Regions from separate parts of the Homo sapiens genome. Here region 2 is linked to region 1. A link is an interaction called in ENCODE POLR2A ChIA-PET data of the cell type or tissue named here. Cell type or tissue: Panc1. All regions are shown on one strand. Links, peaks and the distances in the headings refer to the core of each region. The heading gives the core; the rest is flanking DNA.

Region 1 (5,369 bases), core at 245-5,244:
ACTCTTACAGTCATACAGCAATAACAAGGAATCCCTCCCCCCAGACACCGCACCAGCAACAGTGAGGAAGCAGCCCCTCCCTGCCCCAGCAGAGGAAGCCTGCATTGCTTAGAGATTTAAACAAGATCAAGAGTCCATAACATAACACCCAGAATGTCCAGGTTGCAAGTCAAAGATCACTCTTTACACCAAGGGCCAGGATAATCTTGTCCGGGCATGGTGGCTCATACCTGTAATCCCAGCACTTTGGGAGGCTGAGGTAGGTGTTATCACTTGAGGTCAGGAATTCAAGACCAGCCTGGCCAACATGGTGAAGCCCTATCTTTACAAAAATACAAAAATTAGCCTGGCATGGTGGCACATGCCTGTAATCCCAGCTACTTGGGAGGCTGAGGCAGGAGAATCGCTTGAACCCAGGAGGTTGCAGTGAGCTGAGATCGCGCCACTGCACTCCAGCCTGGGCGACAGAGCGAGACTTCATCTCAAAAAAAAAAAAAAAAAAAAGAACCAAAAGAACCGGGATAATTTCAAACAAAAAAAGACAATCTATAGACACCAATACCAAGATGACGTAGACTTACAATTATCTGACAAAGATTCTAAAAGAGGCATCCTCAAAATGCTTCCACGAGCAACTATGAACATGCTTGAAACAAATGAAAAATAAAGTTTCAGCAAAGAGAAGATGTAGAGAACAAAACAGACATTTCAGAACTGAAAAATGCACTAAGCAAAAGAAAAAAGCTTTAGCATGGGTTAAAGGGCAGAATAAAGACAGAGGAAATCAGTGAACTTGAAGACAGAACAAGGCCTCAGGGAAATAACAAAAGATCTAATATTAATGTCATTGGAGTCCCTGATGAAGGCAGAAGGAGGGGCTGGAAAAGCATTCAAAGAAATAATGGCTACAAATCTCCCAAATCTGGCAAAAGGCATAAAGAACCCCGTGAAGAATAAACCCAAATAAATGCACACCAAGACACATCATAAACAAATTCAGAAAACTCAATACAAAAAACAAACAAACAAAAAAAACAAAAAAAACCAAAACCTTGAAGGCAGCCAGAGAGAAATGGTGCATTATACACAAGAAAAAAAAAAAAAAAGGCCTGTAATCCCAGCACTTTGGGAGGCTGAGGTGAAAGGATAGCTTGCCTAGGGGTTTGAGACCAGCCTTGGCAACAGAGCAAGACCCTATATCTACAAAAAATAAAAATTTTAAAAAGACAGCTAGGCCAGGTGCCGTGGCTCATGCCTGTAATCCCAGCACTTTGGGAGGCCGAGGCGAGCGGATGGCCCGAGTTTGGGAGTTTCAGACCAGCCTGACCAACATGGAGAAACCCCGTCTCAACTAAAAATACAAAATTAGCTGGGAGTGGCAGCACATACCTGTAATCCCAGCTACTCGGGAGGCTGAGGCAGGAGAATCACTTGAACCTGAGAGGTGGAGGTTGCAGTGAGCTGAGATCACGCCATGGCACTCCAGCCTGTGCAACAACAGCAAAATGCCATCTTCAAAAAAAAAAAAAAAAAAAAGCCAGGTGGCTGGGCCCAGTGGCTCACACCTGTTATCCCAGCACTTTGGGAGGCCGATGTGGGCAGATGACTTGAGGTCAGGAGTTTGAGAACGGCCTGGCCAACATGGTGAAACCCCATCTCGACTAAAAATATAAAAATTATAGCCGGGCGTGGTGGCTCACGCCTGTAATCCCAGCACTTTGGGAGGCCGAGACGGGTGGATCACGAGGCCAGGAGATTGAGACCATCCTGGCTAACACGGTGAAACCCCATCTCTACTAAAAATACAAAAAATTAGCCAGGCATGGTGGTGGGCGCCTATAGTCCCAGCTACTCGGGAGACTGAGCAGAAGAATGGCGTGAACCTGGGTGGCAGAGCTTGCGGTGAGCCAAGATCGCATCACTGCACTCCAGCCTGGGTGACAGAGTGAGACTCCGTCTCAAAACAAACAAACAAACAAATAAACAAACAAACAAAACAGCCAGGTGTGGTGGCGGGTGCCTATAGTCCCAGTTACTCAGGAGGCCGAGGTGAGAGAATAACATGAATCTGGGAGGCAGAGGTTGCAGTGAGCCGAGATCACAACACTGCATTCCAGCCTGGGCGACAAAGTGAGACTGTCTCAAAAAACAAAAACAAAAACAAGCCAGGCGCAGTGGCTCATGCCTGTAATCCCAGCACTTTGGGAGGCAGAGGCAAGTGGATCACGAGGTCAGGAGATCGAGACCATCCTGGCTAACATGGTGAAACCCTGTCTCTACTAAAAATACAAAAAAATTACGTTGGTGGCACGTGCCTGTAGTCCCAGCTACTCAGGAGGCTGAGGCAGGAGAATTGCTTGAACCCAGGAGGCGGAGGTTGCAGTGAGCCGAGATCGCGCCACTGCACTCCAGCCTGGGCGACAGAGTGACACTCCGTCTCAAAAAAAAGAAAAGAAAAGAAAAGAAAAGAAAAAAAACAGCCAGGCGTGGTGGTACGTGCCTGCAGTCCCAGCTACTCAGGAGGCTGAAGTAGCAAGATTGCTTGAGCCTGGAAGTAGAGGCTGCAGTGAGCTGTGATAATGCCACTCTACTCCAGCCTGGGTGACAGAGTAAGACCCTGCCTCAAAAATAATAAATAAGTATAATGAAGAAAGGTGGCCAGGCGTGGTGGCTCACGCCTGTAATCCTAGCACTTTGGGAGGCCGAGGCGAGTGGATCATGAGATCAGGAGTTCAAGACCAGCCTGGCCAACATGGTGAAACCCCATCTCTACTAAAAATAAAAAAAATTAGCAGGGTGTGGTGGTGCATGCCTGTAGTCCCACCTACTCGGGGGTCTGAGGCAGGAGAATCGCTTGAACCCAGGATGCAGAGGTTGCAGTGAGCCGAGATCATGCCCATTGCACTCCAGCCTGGGCAACAGAGTAAGACTCCGTCACAAGAAAAAAAAAAGAAAGGCAAAAGAACTAGATTAGCTGAAACAATTTTGAAAAAGAAGTGAGAGAAATCAATCTATCCGATTTTGAGACTTCTTATGAGCTACAATAATAAAAACTCTCGGTATTGGTGATGGGATAGACACAAAGATCAATGGAATGCAACAGAGAATCAGAAACAGAGTCACACAAGTACAGCCAAGTGATTTCTGACGAAAGTGCAAAAGCAATTCAATGGAAGAAAAACAGTCTTCTCAAACAAACGGTGCTGGTTAGATATTCATAAGCAAAAACCCCCCACAAAAACCAAAAAACACTCAAACTTTAAACCACATACAGAAATTAACTCCAAATGGATATACCTAATGTAAATGACGAGTTAATGGGTGCAGCACACCAACATGGCACATGTATACATATGTAACAAACCTGCATGTTGTGCACATGTACCCCAGAACTTAAAGCATAATAATAAAAAAAAACATTAAAACTTTTAGAATATCTATTTGATCTTGAGTCTTTAGGACTCAAAAAAAGCTGGCCACAAGACTAAATTTATATCAATTACATTAAAATTAAAAACTGTTCATCAAAAAGTACCATAAAGTGAAAACATAAAAAAAAAAAGAAAAAAGAAATTAAGTCTAAATGAATCATAGATTTAAATGTAAAATTTAAAAATTTTATAAAAGTGGCCAGGCGCAGTGGCTCACGCCTGTAATCCTGGCACTTCAGGAAGCCAAGGTGGGAGGATTGCTTGACCCCAGGAGTTTGAGACCAGTCTGGGCAACATGGCAAAACCCGTCCCTACAAAAAATACAAAAATTAGGCCAGGCACGGTGGCTCACGCCTGTAATCCCAGCACTTTGGGAGGCCGAGGCGGGGGGGATCACGAGGTCAGGAGATCGAGACCATCCTGGGTAACACAGTGAAACCCCGTCTCTACTAAAAAATACAAAAAAAAAAAATTAGCCGGGCATGGTGGCGGGCACCTGTAGTCCCAGCTACTCAGGAGGCTGAGGTGGGAGAATGGCATGAACCCGGAAGGCGGAGGTTGCAGTGAGCTGAGATCGTGCCACTGCACTCCAGCACTCCAGCCTGGGCGACAGAGCGAGACTCCGTCTCAAAAAACCAAAAAACAAAAAATACAAAAATTAGCCAGGCATGGTGCAGACTCCGGTACTCTTAGCTACTCAGGAGGCTGAGGTGTGAGGATCACCGGATCACCTGAGCCCAGGAGGTTGAGGCTGCGGTGAGCTGTGATCATGCCACTGCACTCCAGCCTGGGGTGACAGAGTAAGACCGTGTCTCCAAAAAAAAAAAAAAAAAAATTTAGAAAAATACATATGATAAAATCTTCAGGAATTTGGGCTAGGCAAAGAGTTCTTCAACTCAACACCAAAAGCAATCTAACAAAAGATAAAATTGGTAAACCAGACCTCATCAAAATTATAAACTTTTGCTTTGCAAAAGACCCCGTTAAGAAGATGAAAAGGGGCTGAGCGCGGTGGCTCACGCCTGTAATCCCAGCACTTTGGGAGGCCAAGGGGGTGTCGATCACGAGGTCAGGAGATCCAGACCATCCTGGCTAACACAGTAAAAGCCCGTCTCTACTAAAAATACAAAAGAATTAGCCGGGCGTGGTGGCACGCGGCTGTAGTCCCAGCTACTTGGGAGGCTGAGAAAGGCTTGAACCGGGGAGGTGGAGGTTGCAGTGAGCCAAGATTGCACCACTGCACTCCAGCCTGGGCAACAGAGCAAGACTCCGTCTCAAACAAACAAACAAACAAAAAGATGAAAAGGGCTAGGAGCAGTGGCTCACGCCTGTAATCCCAGCACTCTGGGAGGCTGAGGTGGACAGATCGCGAGGTCAGGAGTTCGAGACCAGCCTGACCAACACGGTGAAACCCCGTCTCTACTAAAAATACAAAAATTAGCCAGGTGTGGTGGCAAGCGCCTGTAATCCCAGCTACTCAGGAGGCTGAGGCGGAAGAATCGCTTGAACCTGGGAGGCAGAGGTTGTAGAGATTACGCCACTGCACTCCAGCCTGGGGGACAGAACGAGACTCCATCTCAAAAACAAAACAAACAAACAAACAAAAAAAAAACCAAGATGAAAAGACATGCTGCTGACTAGGAGAAAATATCTGCAAACTACATATCCAACAAAGCAGTGGTATCTAGAATACATTAGGAATTCTCAAAGCTCAACAGTTAACAAAAACCGAACAATCTAATTACGAAATGAACAAAAGATATGAACAGACATTTCACCCGAGAGTATACAGGGGCCAGGCATGGTGGCTCATGCCTGAAATCCTAGCCTTTGGGAGGCTAAGACAGGAGGATCACTTGATCCCAGGAGTTCAAGACCAGCCTGGGCAACATAGCAAGATCCCATCTCTTCCAAAAAAAGAGAGAATAGACAGATGGC
Region 2 (5,369 bases), core at 154-5,153, 100 kb before region 1:
GAGAAACCCCGTCTCTACTAAAAATACAAAAATTAGCTGGGCTTGGTGCCACATGCCTGTAATCCCAGTTACTCAGGAGGCTGAGGCAGGAGAATTTCTTGAACCTGGGAAGCAGAGATTGCAGTGAGCTGCGATCGCAACACTGCACTCCAGCCTGGGCAACAAGAGTGAAACTCCACCTAAAAAACAAAAAACGAAGAACAAATAAACAGGCCAGGCGCGGTGGCTCACGCTTGTAATCCCAGCACTTTGGGAGGCCGAGGCATGCGGATCACAAGGTCAGGAGATCGAGACCATGGTGAAACTCTGTCTCTACTAAAAAAAAAAAATACAAAAAATTAGCCAGGCGTGGTGGCAGGCGCCTGTAGTCCCAGCTACTCGGGAGGCTGAGGCAGGAGAATGGCGTGAACCCAGGAGGTGGAGCTTGCAGTGAGCCCGAGATCGCGCCACTGCACTCCAGCCTGGGTGACAGAGCGAGACTCCATCTCAAAAAAAAACCCAACCAAACAAACAAAAACAAAAAACATGTAGGCAGTCGGGTGCGGTGGCTCATGCTTGCAATCCCAGCACTTTGGGAAGCCAGGCAGGTGGATCACTTGAGGTCAAGAGTTCGAGACCAGCCTGACCTATATGGTGAAAACCTGTCTCTACCAAGAATACAAAAATTAGCCGGGCATGGTGGTGCACACTTGTAATCCCAGCTACTCAGGAGGCTGAGGCAGGAAAATCACTTGAACCCAGGAGGAGGAGGTTGCAGTGAGCCGAGATTGCGCCATTGCACTCCAGCCTGGTTGACGGAGTGAGACCCTGTCTCAAAAAAATAAAAAATTCATTACGTAACTAAAAAGACAGTGTGGTATTGGTGAAGAATAAAGACAAAGATCAATGCATAGAGTAGCAAACCCAGAAACAGACCCAAACAAATAATACCCAACTAGTGACAGGTATGCATCACCATGCCCAGCTAATTTTTTTGTATTTTTAGTAGAGACGCAGTTTGGTCACCACGTTGGCCAGGCTGTTCTCAAACTCCTGAGTGTGATGGCTCATGCCTGTAATCCCAGAACTTGGGAGGCTGAGGGTGGATTGCTTGAGCCCAGGAGTTTGAGACCAGCCTGGGCAACATGGCAAAAACCCATGTATATTTTAAAAAAAAAATTGCCCGGCATGATGGCTCACTCCTGTAATCCCAGCACTTTGGGGGGCTGAGGCAGGTGGATAATCTGAGGTCAGGAGTTTGAGACCAGCCTGACCAACAAAGTGAGACTCCATCTTTACTAAAAATACAAAAATTAGCCGGGCGTGCTGGTGGGCACCTGTAATCCTGCTACTCGGGAGGCTGAGGCAGGAGAATCGCTTGAACCTGGGAGGCAGAGGTTGCAGTGAGCCTCCGAGGGGCTGCAGCCCACCCTGGCCAGGATGGTCTTAAACTCCTAACCTCAGGTGATCCACCTGCCTTGGCCTCCCAAAGTGCTGGGATTACAGGCGTGAGCCACTGCACCCAGCCTGAAATTTTATTATTACTCAAGTCAGTGTCCCTGAGCATTTGAGCATTTGGGGATCAGAGTTTTTAAGGATAGTTTGGTGGGTAGGGGGAGGCAGCCAGTGAGTCAGGAGTGCTGATTGGTTGGGTTGGAGATTAAATCATAGGGAGCTGAACTGTCCTCTTGTGCTAGGTCAGTTCCCGAGTGGGGGCCCCAAGATCACATGAGCCAGTTTATCAACCTGAGTGGTGCCAGCTGATCCATCTAGTGCAGGGTCTGCAGAATATCTCAAGCACTTATCTTAGGTTTTACAATAGTGATGTTATCACCAGGAGCGACTACTTGGGGAGCATCAGAATCTTGTAGCCTCTAGGGATATGACTCCTAAACCAAAATTTCTAACATGTTTGACTAATTTGTTAGTCCTATAAAGGCAGTCTCGTCCCAGGCAAGAAGGGGGTTTGTTTTGGGAAAAGGCAGTTATATTTGTGTCAAACTACAAACTATAAACTAAGTTCCTCCTAAAATTAGTTCAGCCTATGCCCGGGAATGGACAAAGACAGCTTGGAGGTCAGAAACAGGATGGAGTTGGCCAGGTCAGAACTCTGTCACTGTCTCAGTTACAATTCTGCAATGACAGTTTCAGGAGGCCCCTTCGGGGAAGTAGAAATGGCCAGCATTGGGCGGGAGTTAGAAGGTTCTTACAACACAGAATGAACACAACGTTTGTGGTGCCTTGAACCCCAAAGAGCAAGTGCCAGCCACTCAGTAAATAAGCCCTGGATGAAGGGTGGGGAGGGGGTAGGGGGTCCCATCCCAACTTTGGAAATCTAGGCAGGACCTGGCCCACCGTGGCATAAGGGGCTCTGGTATTGAGTCTTGGAAGGAAAGAGCTATGGTAGCTTCCCAAAATGATGGCCAAAGTCCTGTTCCATTTTCCTATTACCAGCCTTTCTGCTCAGTCTTTAGTTACCACCTCTCCAATAGAGGGAAAATGTAATAGACAAGCAAGTATCCCTTCATCCTGGAAGCCCAAGGGAGTCCCTGCCATGTGCCAGGCACTGCAGCCAATGTGGGGGACAGCAAACAAACCAGTGGCAGGATGGTGACACACACACAGCTCCTGAGTGACAGGGTGGGCTGGGAGGGAGTGGGCTCCGCAGACAAGGCAGGGAAAGGGATTCCAGGGAGAGGGAGCGAGGAGATGAAGGGGGGCCACCTAGTTCCTCTCCAGGTCCTCTTTGTGCAGCCTGGAGCACCAGTGGGGAGGGAGGACAGCCCCCTAAGCAACCAGACTGCTGGGGAAGGTGAGCTAGTGGTTTCCTACAGGGGACAGACAGGATCCAATCTGAGTTTGAAGATCATTTTGCAGTAACACGGCAGTCCTACAGCCCTGAAGAGACGAGCAGGTGGCTCCTGGCACAGCCCCAGCAGGGGAAGGGAATAAGGGGTACAGAATGCCCAGTGGCACTGCCAGGTTACTGGCATGGCTGATTAAAAACACCTAGGGAGGGACACCGGGTGTGGTGGCTCATGCCTGTAATCCCAGCACTTTGGGGGGCCAAGATGGGTGGATCACGAGGTCAGGAGATCGAGACCATCCTGGCTAATATGGTGAAACCCCGTTTCTACTAAAAATACAAAAAAATTAGCCGGGCGTGGTGGCGGGCGCCTGTAGTCCCAGCTACTCGGGAGGCTGAGGCAGGAGAATGGCGTGAACCCAGGAGGCAGAGTTTGCAGTGAGCAGAGATCGCACCACTGCACTCCAGCCTAGGTGACAGAGCCAGACTCCATCTCCAAAAATCAACCAACCAACCAACCAAACAAAAAACCTAGGGAGGGACAAGATCTGGGGCTGGGTGGAGAAGAAAAGGAGACTCCCCTTGGACATCTAGACTCACCCCCTGCTCTGCAGAGGCACATGGTTAGCTGTCGGGGGCCTGCTCCCCACCTCCTTTCTTCCCACTGTCTTATCCAGTGCCCCAGGGGCCAGGACCCCCACCCACAGATGATGCATAGGACCCAGTGCGTTTCCCTGCTCTGATCCATAAAGCCAATGGCCTCCCTGACATTTCCACCTGGAGGTCACAAAGATTTCAAATTCAGCCTCCCCCACCCCCTACACACCCCTCTGACCTACTGTCTCCCAGTTCCACGTTGCGGTTGGCCAGGCAAGCCTTCCTGACATCTATCTGCCTTCCGCCCAAGTTTTTATCTCACCTGGATCTCTAAGCTCCACCCATTTCCCTCCAACACCTCTGGGTGCCGGTAACATCTGCTCCCACAGACCACTACAGCCTCTGGACATACCAACCTGGTCACTAATCTGTTTACCTTCCTTTCCTGGCCTCTGGCTGTGACAAATGAGGCAATGCGGCTTTGCTAACTCCAGAACTAAGCAAAACTGTTCCTTGATCCACAGCCCAGACCCTTCATTGAACCTAGGTGCTAAACTCTGTTAAGCCTGACCTTCAGGACCAGAGTGAGCAGAGGAAATGAGAGAGAAGACCTGGCACAGAGGGAACAGCCCCTATCCTCGGGGCCTGTTCAGTAGTGACTTTTCCCACTAGGGCTGGTTCCCTACACAGGGTAGAGGTCTGGGAAGGGAAGGGACTCAGGGTGCCCAGGTCAAGAGTTTCAGAGGCAGACCAGAACCCAGTTCTGCGCTGGGGAGAGCTGGAAAGGAGACAGGGTCTTGGCAGGTCTCAAGGCTGACAAACCCAACCGACACACCAGTGGATACAGCACTGGAGAGGGAGACTCTGGCCAGGGGCCTGGGTGGACTTGGGCACTTTGGAGTTAACAGAAGTTCCCATGGCAATCTGGGGCCCTGAGCCCATGAGCCAGGTTGGGGGCCGGTGAAGCTCTAGGGAGGAGAGGTCTGGGAAGATGGGTGAGGCTGGGTGGGGGAATGAGGACTTAGGAGGTGGGTAACGTGGCCCCTTTGGGTATCCTGGAGAAAACCCCCTGCTCTGGCCGTCATTCAGGGAAGTCTTTGATGATTTATTTTGGGGACTGAGAGAGCCAGGTGTGCTAGCATACACTGGAGTGGGCAGAGCAGGGGTCCCTGAGCAGAGACCTGCTGGTCACAAGATCACGGAATCCTACACAGGGACATTTCTACCATCTCTGTACAGTGAAATCCCAGTCGAATACTATCCCGACAGGGAGCTCACTACCCTACCAAAGTTAGGCCTGAAGTATCACTGGACATTGATTCCAATTCTGTTTCTGCTGGAGGAAAGGGAGGGAATCCGGGTGTAGGGTTCCTAGTCACTCCAGTGGGGCTGGCAGCCTCTTCTCCCTTCTCAAGCGTGGACACCTTTGCACAAACATGCGGATGGAGTGAAGCCTCAGCCTATCATTCCCCATCCCCCATCCCCCACCCCCTCCAGAAGGCACTCTCAGACCACACTGAGTTCATGGGGCTGGTGATGCCCCTCTTTCACCCTCACCCACCCCAGCCATCACCAGCAGTAGTACTTGGGTGAGGGGGGCTGGCTCTGAAGTTCCCTCCCCAGTGGAGCAAGCTGACGCTCTCACATCTAGCTTAGATATTTCGGATCCAGAAGTACCTTTTTTATATCCAGAAAAGCGCAAGGATGTTGGCAGTGATGTTGGGTAGGTTATGTCCCTGTCTGCCCTGCCCCAACGGCGACAATTCAGGAGCTTCAGGGGTGAGTCAGGGCCAAGCTGCTCGCCAGTGACCAGAACAAGGCCTCTTTGTCCTAAAAACGGTTTGCATTTCCCTTCAGCTCACCCACACCACACCATGCCTGCTGCATCTGTGATGCTAACCCAAGGCTGTCACCTGATGTCACTCTGCTGTTCGACACACACACACACACACACACACACACACACACACACACACACACGGTCCTG

Evidence for each region. Peaks named below come from ENCODE experiments on the same cell type or tissue, not always from the same donor. Only the 100,000 strongest peaks of a DNase experiment are listed, where the experiment ranks them.
Region 2: POLR2A ChIA-PET joins it to region 1 with 5 read pairs; 5 of 35 experiments call an interaction of 5 or more read pairs at or near these places.

What each region holds. Positions count from the first base shown.
Region 1 is chr7:44,609,970-44,615,338 of GRCh38, reverse strand. The region is part of intron 1 of OGDH (oxoglutarate dehydrogenase); the gene reads right to left. Among named protein-coding and RNA genes, the nearest start is that of OGDH, 6.0 kb to the right of the region's middle. In Panc1, for the core only: no CTCF peak of the experiment used is centred there; no DNase peak of the experiment used is centred there.
Region 2 is chr7:44,710,629-44,715,997 of GRCh38, reverse strand. No RefSeq gene overlaps it. Among named protein-coding and RNA genes, the nearest start is that of ZMIZ2, 36 kb to the left of the region's middle. In Panc1, for the core only: no CTCF peak of the experiment used is centred there; no DNase peak of the experiment used is centred there; H3K27ac peaks cover 1,440 bases.